2 separate regions of the Homo sapiens genome follow, and region 2 is linked to region 1. The links are chromatin contacts, found by Hi-C in ENCODE. All regions are on one chromosome and are shown on one strand. Each heading gives the region's core, a stretch centred on a gene start or an enhancer-like site at or near the end of the contact. The rest is flanking DNA. Distances are from core to core; before and after follow the strand shown. Region 1 holds the start of RDH14 (retinol dehydrogenase 14). Region 2 holds the start of RAD51AP2 (RAD51 associated protein 2).

Region 1 (6,194 bases), core at 318-2,817:
AAGGGAGCAGAGATCTTTATAGGCTGGAAGTGGTCAGGAAAGAAAGACTTGAGGTAGCCTGTGATTTTGATGGATGGGCAAGATGTGGATGGGTAGAAAGGACAATAAAGTGGAAACATATGCTGGGGGATCAATGAGTTTGAGTAGCAGCTTCAAATTGGGGATAGGGTGGTGTAGGACCACCTCTCATGATTCCTGTTCCTGGTGCCTTGTATAATCCCCAGTAAGAGTGCTCTTTCCCACCTCTGAGCTCCATTCTCATTACTCATAAGAAACCTCCTGGAATCCATCCCTTTTTCTTTGTATTCTGACTATTAGTTGCATGTTACATCCTTCCCAAATGTAAGGGAGTGGAAGATGGATTATCACAATTATTGGGGAGTTTGTCTCAAACGACACAAGCTGTGGTTCTTTTTCCTTGTCTGGAGAACCTGCAATGGGTGGAGGGTGGGAAGTGGGAGATCACAGTTCCAGAAAGTAAGCACCCTGAGAGCAGAAATGGTGTCCCATTTCTCTGTGGCTCTAACAGGGAACAGGCAGGGCCAGGCACATATTGGATGGAGAGGCAGACGAACGAATGAGTCTTTAAAAGTAGCTTGGTCTACAGCTATGAAGTTTGTAGCTTGAAGAAGGGTCCCTGTGACACTAACCCTGATATTAATGAGGCATTTTACAGTGAGCCAAGCACTTTGCCTTCCATCGTTGTGTGTAATAGTCCTATGGAGAGGGCAGGGAGGCATTTGTAAATGGCCTGCTCAGAAGCCTATATTTACAATAAGTCCAAGCTTTTCCCACTGTACCTCTGCCAGTGTGAAGATCATTTGAAGATGGCTTTCTTTTTTTTAATAGGGACCAATGACATAATGTCTTGTTCAGTGGTTCTCAAAGTGTGGTTCCCAGATCTGCAGCAGCAGCAGCACCTGGAAACTTGTTAAAAGTGCAAATTATCAGGCCCCATCCTGTACCTATTGAATTAGAAACTCTAATACTGGGGCCCTGGTTTTTTGTTTTCGTTTTGTTTCATTCCCCCACCCCGAACCCCCACCCCAAGTCCTCCAGGTGATTCTGATGTGCATTTAAGTTTGAGAACTACTCGACCATTCTATTTCCAACTGATTCATGTTGCTTAATTCTTTGTCTCATCTATGAAAAACAGTCCTACCTCAGACTTCAGCTTGTCAGGGCCCATTCCTCAGAAGGTGAATTGAACTGAATTTACAAGTCCCAAGAGCCCTCAAAGGAAAACACACGAAATGCCCTGAGGAGTGGCATTTGTAACAGGGCCTGTACAGAGATCTGTGATTCAAAGTACTCATCAGACATTCCCATGGGGAAGTCCGCCACTACTCTGGGATTTCAATACGTATGAACCCCAGCACCCTGAACACTGTGCTGGTTGCCCAGCCTCCATCATTAGGCTGGGAGGAGCTTCCACGGAGGGCGCAGGACCCAGGGCGCTGAACTCTCACAACCAATCAGGCGACCCCCCCAGAGGGAAACTACAAGTCCCAGCATGCCCCACGCGCACCGTCAGGGGCCGACCCGCCGCGCCCCAGCGTTCTCCGCGTACAGGTGGTCTCTTGGGTTCCGGTAAGGCGGCGGCTGCGGAACTCCCGTGGAGGGGCCGGTGGGCCCTCGGGCCTGACGATGGCAGTGGCCACTGCGGCGGCAGTACTGGCCGCTCTGGGCGGGGCGCTGTGGCTGGCGGCCCGCCGGTTCGTGGGGCCCAGGGTCCAGCGGCTGCGCAGAGGCGGGGACCCCGGCCTCATGCACGGGAAGACTGTGCTGATCACCGGGGCGAACAGCGGCCTGGGCCGCGCCACGGCCGCCGAGCTACTGCGCCTGGGAGCGCGGGTGATCATGGGCTGCCGGGACCGCGCGCGCGCCGAGGAGGCGGCGGGTCAGCTCCGCCGCGAGCTCCGCCAGGCCGCGGAGTGCGGCCCAGAGCCTGGCGTCAGCGGGGTGGGCGAGCTCATAGTCCGGGAGCTGGACCTCGCCTCGCTGCGCTCGGTGCGCGCCTTCTGCCAGGAAATGCTCCAGGTGTGGGCCTCGGGGGGCCGGGCTGGTGGGGAGGGCCTGGGCACGGTGTGGGAGGGGACTGCGGGCTGGGGCTGAGCCGCGAGGGACCGCCCTGGGGTTCAGGGTGTCACCTTGGGAACCGCTGAGGCTGAGAGGAGTCCAAAAAGCCACTTTGAGGCGGCCGGGAAGCTGCAGGGTTGAGAGGGAAAGAGAAACTAACTGGGAGGGCTGCCTTCTGTCCTCTAAGGATGTCGAAAAAGAAATGGGCCCAAGAGAAAAATAAATAAACCAGTTTCTGAACGTTTCATTTCGTTACGTGAGGACCGCCCCGAAGTAGATCCATGGCCTCTGAATTGTTTTTCCTGTGTCAGAAGTGAATTTGCACCAAGCTGTGTCTTCAGAACCCCTGAGCACTGGGGGAAGTTGCTAGCTAAGGACCTCATATCAGTCCTTTAAAAAAAGTTCTCCTTCCCCCGGCCTCTGCCCCTTTTCTGCTGGGGTAAGGAGCTCGCTGCCACCAGTAAACTCAGCACCATCCTTAACGGGACTGTGGCCTGATTTCCAAGTAGAATACATTTTGGAACCCAGTGGTCATGCTCCATACAGAGACAGGAATAAAAATAACACCCAGCATTATTGAAGATCTGTATGCCAGGAGCTGTGCCAAGCATTTCAGATTTTCCTTTTTGTCTTAAATGAAAATGAAGTGTCCTTGCCTATAACTGTCATTGAAGCTACACAGTAACCCTGTGGAGTAGGCATTATTATCATCCCTGTTTTACAACGCGAGGAAACTGAGGCATAGGAAGGCTAAGAAACTTGCTTGTGGTCTGTCTCCAGAACACTTGCTTTTAACCCTTGTTCTTTCCTCCTGCTGCCTGGCAGTGAGGTGTGAGGATTTCTTTGTGCAAATGGTAAGTAATTCCACATAAGTGGATGTTCTCCGTTGAGATTGAGGTAGAAGAGTTTCTTGCAGGGATAACTGGCATTCAGAGGGCATTTGTTCAGAAGAGTGAAATTTAAAATTAGCTGGGACAAGAAAGGTGCCTATATGACGTAGAGTCTCTTGAGTCTAGAGAAGAGGTTCCCAAATTTTCTCAGTAATTTTTTCATGATGCCCTTAGGCCAGAAATATTTCCCAGTTCATTTATTTAGAAAGTTTATTTTGCCAAGGTTAAGGATGCACCCGTGGCAGAACCTCAGGCGGTCCTGAGGACATGTGCCCAAGGTGGTCGGGGCACAGCTTGGTTTTATACATTTTAGGGAGACATGAGACATCAATCACATATGTAAGGTATACATTGGTTCTCCTGGAAAAGTGGGACAACTCGAAGTGGGGGCTTCCAGGTCATAGGTAGATGGGAGACAAAAGGTTGCATTCTTTTGGGTCTTTGATTAGCCTTTTACTGAATACAATTTACATGTGCAGGAGGGATAGAGGAATAATCACTTATGTCTTAGACTGGCTCAGTGAGTCTGCATTTTCACATAAACAATACGGCAGAGTCAGCAATCAGATAAGCATTTATCTCAGGTGAGCAGAAGGATGACTTTAGAGTTCTGTCTTTTGTTTGGCACTTGTGAAGATGAGCTATCAATTTATGAATACATTGCCAGGGTGAAATTCAACAGAAGTGTTTTAGGGTAAAGATCTTGAGGCCCATGTGGGCAAATTATGAGGGTGATATGTAGCTTCTTTTTCTTTGTAGCTATCTTATTTAGGAATAAAATGGGAGGCAGGTTTGTCTGAGGCAGTTCCCAGCTTGACTTTAACCTTTGACTTAGTGATTTTGGGTTCTGAGATTTATTTTCCTTTGACACAACCTAATAAGTAGTTATGTCCTAACAACTTAGTAGCTATTTGAGAAGATAACATAATTGAAAGAAAAAAATAATATGTTTATTTTGTTCTTAAACAGCCATAACTACTAATGGGAAATGTATCTCTGTTGGTCATTACACCAGTGTCTGAAACCTTGGAATCAGATTGGACACTTCCACCCTCATTTCCTGTTCTAGGTAGATTTTTAGCATTGTTCTTGTTTTTTATTACAGCAACTGCTAACAGCTGCTTAAAAGTCAGCTCCACAAAGAAATAATGTCATTGAAAGGAATATAGCACAATGTAATGTTCAAGCTGTGAACCACCTGGAGCTAGTAGTTTTGAGGTATTGAGCAAATATCACTGTGTTTCCCTCGAAAATTTAAAATATTCCACAACACCCTGAGAGTTTGCTGCAATGCTGTAGGCCACAGTTCGGGAGCTGTTGCAGAACTAGAGAGTTGGTTTTTTGTTTATTGCTAGTATTTAATTATGTGTAACACAGGTTAAGAAATAATACTCATCAGTGAGATTTTGGAAGCATTAAAGATGGATCTTTCTGTTCCTCTTTAAAATATAGATGGGGCTGGGTTTGCTTCTTTGGCACTTGAGGCAGAACTAATTAAAAAGTGAGGACACAAAGAGATAATTAAGTTGTCCTTGCTTCTAAGTAAGTATTTCTGTTCCTGCCTGGCTCTGAAGTTAAGTGACTATAATTAGAAGGAAAAAAAAATGGAAATGTAGATTTCCCACAGGTTGGTATTCTTGGTATTTATTTCATTTATCTCGTAGAATTTAAAAAAATAGTAAATGACAAAATTTTAAAATAACACAAGCCCAGCAAAGAATGCTGGATAACAAATGATTAATTCAGGAAAATCTTCCAAAGGATTTGTGAAAAAGAATACTCCTTTCTTTCCCCCATGAGTGAACTCTTGCCTTCTTTTTGAAGTTGACTATTGGAAAACCCAAAGATGCTTAGACAGGGCAGAATGAGAAATAGTTAATCCTCTGACAGGTGGGCTTCGATAACAGTTGTGAAATGTAACACATTTTTCTTTTCACTTATAGTTGGCAGAAGGGCCAGTGAAATTTGAAAGTTGACCTCATATTAATCATGGGTCATCACAGTGTCTTTACACTTGGAACATGTGCATTTCTTTGTCCATCAAAAGAAACAGAACAACCGAGAAAAGGCTAGAGAAGACCATCTTACATGATTTAAGGAATAAAAAGACTTCCCTATGAGAACAGTCTAAATTTTAGGACTTTAATTTGGAAAGATACAGAAGCATAAGTTCAGAGTATAAAATGTTGACTGTACAGATCTCCTAGAGTCCCCTTTACGCTGGATATTTTTATATTACCTGATTATTTTTTTCTTAATCTTTGATTATTCTTTATGAATCTCGATTTATTCATGATGTTCTCTCCAGTGTTAAGTTTGCATTTCTGACCTTTTCTATTGCTTGTTTCACTTTTAAGGAAATGACTTGAAGTTGTTCCACCCCCATGGTGCCATTTACCCTGAGAGAACTACAGAATAAAGCAACCATAAGTTTGCCCTTGGTGTTGATAACCAGTAGCTCTGGGAATAAACTATGCTTACCTGTTTTCTACAGCATATGGTCTGTCTAGCTTTCATTGCCTCTCTAGCTGTTTTGAAAATCCCAATTAGAAAGCCATGCCAGCTTACTAATTAAGAAAATAGGCCTTGGTGTCAAAGACTTCATCTTCAGATCTGATCTTATTTTGCTACTTAGGAGTTCTGATACTGGGCAAGTCACCTAGCCTGTGAGCTTCATTTGCTTATACAGTTGTTGGAATTAGATGTGGTGACATGCGAAAAGCACAAAGCCTGGCTCCTATCAAGCTTCTGCATCTATTTTTTTTTCTATTTTTCTCTCAATTATTGGAAGCTCATAGAAGCATTTTGGGATAGAATTTTAGTAGTTTGCAAGTATTTTTAAACATTTTATCATAGGTACACTTATAATTTTGATATGATCTCAGTATTAACCTGATAACTCCCAAATTGATATTTTCCTAGTTCAACTGAAATTAAAGGGAGAAATATGGGATTGTAGGAGTGCCTTGTCCTCAAATTGACTGTATTTCTGTTTTGAGAAAGATCTTGGTACTGATCACGTAGTCAACTTTCTAATGCAATGTTAAAGTTTATATATTTGTAAATGTTATTGTTATAAAAGCATAAAACCAGAAATTAAGTCTTAGATTTAGTTTCTACATCTTTTATTGGAAGATGACTGTAGATAAATATCTTTCTGTATATCATTTTAATAAATGAGAAAAAAGAGCTGTTGAATGAAAGATCATGAACATCAGTATTTAT
Region 2 (6,123 bases), core at 488-2,987, 1.0 Mb after region 1:
ATGGAGAAAATAACTATACATTTCTGTATCTTGGAGTCAAACAATTGTTGAGTTACATGTAATACTTCTGGGTTTTATTTGAATTTTAATCCTTAAACAATGTAGAGTTGTTAAATAATGATGTGATGGAGATATAAAAAATAATGTGCTCTTGGGCAAACTAGCAAGATGAAGAAATAATCAAATATCAAGTTACAGATCAATCTAGACTAGAAATCACAATCAATGGCATTTACTTTACAGATTTAAAAAGTCTTGGTCCTAATATCACACTAGCGCACCAATTATATACACCTTAGCTATACAAGTCACCCCTTATGGGCTAAAACAGAATGGATTAGAAAAGAATATAGATTTGTGGAAAATCTGGGATAGAAAAGCAATAGAACATAAGATACACAGAAGTAGAACTTGGAGAATTCACTGATGTGGAATCTGAACCACTGCCACATTCTTATTTATAGTGTTAATGAAGTGCTTCTGCTGCAAGGCTTTCTACAAACTTAAGTAAACATTTCTCTAGAGGAATTTACACTGAAGTAATCACAATGTATCTAAGAGTATTTAAAAAACATGAAACTGGTGAACATCTTATTACCTAAAGTAGAAGGCTAGTTATATATTGCCATCTATGCCATGGGAGGGTTCTGAAGTTAGGATTCTGGTTGCATGTTATTGTAGTTATTATAAATTTTAGCATAAAATGTAATATAAAACATACCAAGCTTGAAACAACCACCAAGGGAATCGAGGTGTTTATTACTGAGCACCAGTTACATGTTTCTTAAGAAACATGTATATAATAATAATAAACATTTTGAAAAACATTTTCTTCTTAATGATTATAGAATTCACAAAAACCAGAATTGACTGGAAATCATAAATGATTCTCAAAGCAGGAAAAAAAAAAACAAGAAATAGCGTCTAAAAATTTGTTAGTAGGTATGAGTCAGACCTGTATTATTATGTTTACACTAAATGGGGTAGTTCAAACATATAATATTTTATCTCTAAATAATTTTATCCACAATATTTGAGAAGAAATCCCCACAGCACATAGTAAACTATTTTTTTTTTAGTCTTAAGTGAAGAATAATAATTATCCGGATAATAATTTCCACACATTTTTTCCTCAGATAGACTGGTAAGTACTGGTGGCTTTTTTCCCCCAAACACACTTTATTAGTGAAGTGGAAATATTAATATGATCTTAAGTGACGCTGGAAGGATTAAAAAGTTTTTCCATACACAGAGAGATTTGGTCTGGTGCTGACAGAACTACACGATTTTACTGGAGAGTCACTCGAGCCGTTGTGGAGATGCCGTTTCTGAGGTAAACAAAATTTTAGAATTTAGAAAATAAAGTTGTTACCATTCACAAATTTTTTTTTTTTAAGTGAGAGGTTCTAACTTTTCCCCTTCGTTCTACCACAGGGAAAAAAGCATTTAGACTCTCTACAGTCGTGGCATTAGAAAAAGGCGCTAAAAATAGACAATGTAACGGCCCAGGGTGCTCCGACCTTCAGTGGTGAGACAACCGGGGCGCGTGGGTGGGGGCAGGGAGAGGAGGGACTGAGGGAGGCGGGGCGGGGCTGAGGCTGGGGCTGTGGAGGGGCGGATTCGGGGTGGGGCAAACCCTGAGATTAGGCTAAGGCCAGGTCTTGAGGGGCGGGTCAGGGGCGTGACCAGAGCGGCCCGGAACCGCCTATTAAGGGATTGGAGCCCCGCCGGGACTCGGACAGATCCTTTCCATTCGCTGTCATGTCTCTCCCTCAGCCCACGCCGCGGATGGCCGAGCTCAGAAAGCCTACCTCCTCTTTAACGCCTCCTGAGGACCCGGATTCCCAACCACCTAGTAGCAAGCGGCTCTGTCTTGAGGAGCCTGGAGGTGTCTTTAAGGCGGGCTGGCGACTGCCTCTGGTGCCTCGCTTGTCTGAGGCGGAAAAAGTCTGGGAGTTGTCCCCTAGACCCTTCAAGGGACTCCTTGTTTCAACGAATGCTATTTTCGATAACTCCACAGACTCGTGTGTGGAGAAATCAGTCAGTGGGAAGCAGATATGTAATCTGAAATGCTCAAATCTCAAATTCCAAATGAGTAGCTGTTTGCAGTCTCCCCCCTCACAAAGTCCTGATTCTGATTTGAGGGCTTCAGGAAGGTCTGAGGCAGGCCTGCATGACAGAGAGGCTTTCAGTGTGCACCGCAGTAATAGCTCCAAAGCAGGGGTTAGTCAACTTCTGCCCAGCACCTCTATACACGATATACATGGAATTAGAAATGAGAATCGAAAACAACAGTTTGTCCAAGGAAGAGACAATGTTCACAAAGAAAATCCATTTTTAGATGTTACCTTTTACAAGGAAACTAAATCACCATTTCATGAAATTAAGAACAGATGTAAAGCTAACAGTGTTGTGCCATCAAATAAAAGAGAAAATAACATTTCATCATCTGTACTAAAAATATCAAAATCTCAAAACCAGCCCAGCTTGGAAATTGCCAAACCTAGCTATTTTAGAGATAGCGGCACAATAAGTGTCCCTCAGTTTCCAATGGACTTAAATAGCAAAATGTCCTCTGTCTATTTAAAGGAAATAGCGAAGAAAAAGAATGACAAAAAAGAGGCATATGTTAGGGATTTCACAAACATTTACTGGTCCCAAAATAGACCTGATGTTAAGAAGCAAAAGTTACAGAATGATAAAAAAACTGTAGAAGCGGAAAACATTTTTTCCAAATGTTATGAAAATGACTACCCATCACTCAGTAGCCAAAATACTTGTAAGAGAAAAGACTTGATCAGTTCAAACTACTGTAACTGCAGTAGTATCCAGTGTAATGTAAGAGACTCTAGAAAGAATTTCGCTATACTAGAAAATGCAAATTGGGAGGAAGCAGAATGTCTGGACAGTTACGTACTTACCAGGCTGGAAAAATCTCAAAACTGGGACTGTAACGTTAGACATATTTTGAGAAGAAATAGAGGAAATTGTTGGATTATAAATAATTGCAAGACTAAATGTGAAAATATGAAAAAAACTGAAGAAAAATGGAATTGGCTATTATTATTAGAAATAGACCTTTTAAGCAAGGAAGATTACCACTGTGCAAAAGTCATCAATGCATATGAAGAACAATCAAAGCTTCTCGTAAGAGAAATATTAGGTAGTCAGACAGCTTTAATAACGACTGTTTGGCTAAATGGTAAAGGAGAAAATGATAATACTCTACAGTTGAGATACAATACTACACAAAAAGTCTTTCATGTGAACAACCCTTTTGAAAGTTTCATTATAGAAATTTTTTATTTCCATAAAAGTATTTCAGGAAATAAAAAAGATAATAGTATTTTAACCTGCTGTAACATTTTGAAGTGTAAAAAGCAAATTGGTATAATTGGTATTCAAAATCTAATAACCAGAAACATGAATACAAATATAAAGAATGGAATTTTAAGCATATATTTACAAGATAGTGTTTCAGAACCTTTAGATATTCTATTGAAAACTAACATAGCTTTTTTGCTCAATAACTTTGACTCTTTAACAAGAATTGAAAATGATTTTGAATTAGAAGAGGAATGCATTTTCAAGTGCATGCTTTATTTGAAGTATCCAAAAAATATAGTGGAAAATCATACTGCATATCTAGTAAAGATTTTAACTTCTTCAAGACTATTAGAAGATAATATGAAACCTATGTTAAAGAAAAGGAAGTTATTTAGAACTGAACAAGTTTTTGAAAAGTCTAAGAAAAAACTCATTAATTCCTTCAGTATGACAACTCAAAATACAGGTTTTCCGATTTTTGAAACATATGAAAAAATTCCCCTTTTAATGGACTTTGATGACATGGATGAAATTTCTTTAATAAGAGAAATTACTTGTCAGAATATGAGTTGTCCTCAACAAGTTGTGAATGTGGAAAATTGGGCTCACTATAATTCTAGTACTGTTAAAGCACATGGTAATTCTTGTCCTCAATTTATACAGAACAACCGAGGATACATTAATGAAAATTTTTATGAAGTAAATATGCACAGCCAAGATTTAAATATGGAAAGAAAACAGGGACATAATAAGATCAGTAACTTTGACTGTGAGCACATATTTGAAGATCTCTGCAATGTTAGGCAACAGGCCATACCAGCAAGCCACAACATAATACATAATGAAGAGACCCATACCACTTCTATAACTCAAGTACTAAATTTTTGGAACTTGCTAAGTGAAATAGAAGAAAAAAAATATGACTTAATTTTGAAAGAGGAAGTAAAAGTCACAGCTGAAAGTTTAACAAATAGTTGCCAAGTTCACAAAGATACTAAGATAGAAAAGGAAGAGAAAGATAGTTTTTTTCCAATGGATGACATGTTTTCTGTACAGTCAGTTTCATTAATAAGTAAGGAAGTAAATGTGGAAGAAAATAAATATGTTAATCAAAATTATGTAACAAATACAAATGAATATGAGAGTATTTTGCCAGAAAGGGAGATAGCTAATTCAAAGGATTTTCACAGAAAGAATGACTCTGCATTATATATTAATCATCAATTTGAAACTGGTCTGAGTGAAGGGAATGATGAATGTTTTCAGGACTTAGCTGCTAAATATTTATCAACAGAAGCTCTGACAATAGTAAAAGATTTTGAGATGAAGAGAAAATTTGACTTAGTACTTGAAGAACTTCGTATGTTTCATGAAATTAGTAGGGAAAATGAACTTCTAAGCACTGTGGAAACAAACAATGGGCAAGAAAATTACTTTGGAGAAAATGATGCTGAGAAGGTAAAAATGGAGATAGAAAAAGATTTGAAAATGGTTGTGGTCAACAAAATACGTGCATCTTCCTCGTTCCATGATACTATAGCAGGTCCTAATATGGGCAAAAGTCACCAAAGTTTATTTAAATGGAAAACTGTACCCAATAATGGAGAACAGGAAGTTCCTAATGAGAGTTGTTATCCAAGTAGATCAGAGGAAGAATTACTTTACTCTACTTCTGAGAAAGGTATGAAATTCATTTTAGAACATTATTTCTCATGCTAGAAAAATTACTGCTTTTTTCTGTGTAGGCCAAATGTATAATTTTGACAACAAAGAAGGAAGGTAGAGATAAAATGCAAGACAATGTTTATTGATGCACACTATTTTCTTTCTTTTTTTTTTTTTCCAGCAAGAAGCCATAGCTTTATTTATGATAGAAACAATACAAATTTCAAAGCAAGCTGCAGTTACTCCTTGGAAACACCAAGAAAAAAAAAAAAGGTGTTTTCATACAGTTACATTGTTAATTCCACAATAGCATTTACCACATATCATTACTTGTACTTCAGGGCTCAGACTGCCTTTGCTCTCGACACATTTGCTTCTGGCATGACCAATTCTATGTCCTTAACTTCTTTTTTTTGAGACAGAGTCGAGCTCTGTGGCCCAGGCTGGAGTGCAGTGGCACAATCTCGGCTCACTGTAACCTCTGCCTCCTGGGTTCAAGTGATTCTCCTGCCTTAGCCTCCAGAGTAGCTGGGATTACAGGCGACTGCCACGACACCCAGCTAATTTTTGTGTTTTTAGTAGAGATGGGGGCTTCACTGTGTTGGCCTGGCTGGTCTCGAACTCCTGACCTTGTGATCCACCCCCCCCGCCGCCCTCGGCCTCCCAAAATGCTAGGATTACAAGCGTGAGCCACCACGCCAGGCCTTATGTCCTTAACTTCTACACCTGTTTCATCAACCTCTTCCTCTTCACTCTCCTCTTGTACAGTTGGAGTCTGTGTGTTTTCTTGAATGTTTGAGACAGCTTCACCTTGAACTTTGACACAGCTTCACCTTGAAATTTGAATTTCTCAGCAGCTGCTAGCTGGGTGCACACTATTTTCTCATAAAGATGTATTCAAATGTTCAATAATATACTGAAGTTGAAGGAAACAAGTTAATTTTAAAAAGGAGCTTTGAAGAGTCCTACTTCATTTTTCTAAATATTAGGAGCCAACTGAAGGAAATATTTCTGAAAATATAATTTGTTTATACCATTAATATTTTATATAAAAGTTACTTTTTGCTGTAACATATCACTCTTTATTTTCAGATTGTGAAACACCTTTACCTAAAAGACCTGCTTTTCTCC

The links. A loop is a pair of places that touch in the nucleus more often than their neighbours do. Pooled maps may share reads with other maps.
Region 2: a loop to region 1 is called in a map with no recorded cell type, with 10 times the contacts of the local background. The contact joins the promoter of RAD51AP2 here to the promoter of RDH14 in region 1. A Hi-C loop is called at or near these places in 4 of 37 single-sample maps with no recorded cell type and 4 of 50 pooled maps.

What each region holds. Positions count from the first base shown.
Region 1 is chr2:18,556,026-18,562,219 of GRCh38, reverse strand. RDH14 (retinol dehydrogenase 14) reads left to right here and starts at 1,567. Exons shown (of 2, transcript NM_020905.4): 1 at 1,567-2,040. The coding sequence starts at 1,648. All of the region lies in intron 10 of NT5C1B-RDH14 (NT5C1B-RDH14 readthrough), which reads left to right. LOC105373456 (a long non-coding RNA gene) reads right to left here and starts at 2,044. Exons shown (of 6, transcript XR_007086234.1): 1 at 1,529-2,044. RefSeq lists enhancers at 1,158-1,377, 1,388-1,437, 1,498-1,547, 2,358-2,407 and a silencer at 1,638-2,147.
Region 2 is chr2:17,514,054-17,520,176 of GRCh38, reverse strand. RAD51AP2 (RAD51 associated protein 2) reads left to right here and starts at 1,737. Exons shown (of 3, transcript NM_001099218.3): 1 at 1,737-5,008; 2 at 6,085-6,123. The coding sequence starts at 1,762. It also overlaps the pseudogene LOC101928149. RefSeq lists a silencer at 1,465-1,714 and enhancers at 1,476-2,025, 1,010-2,209.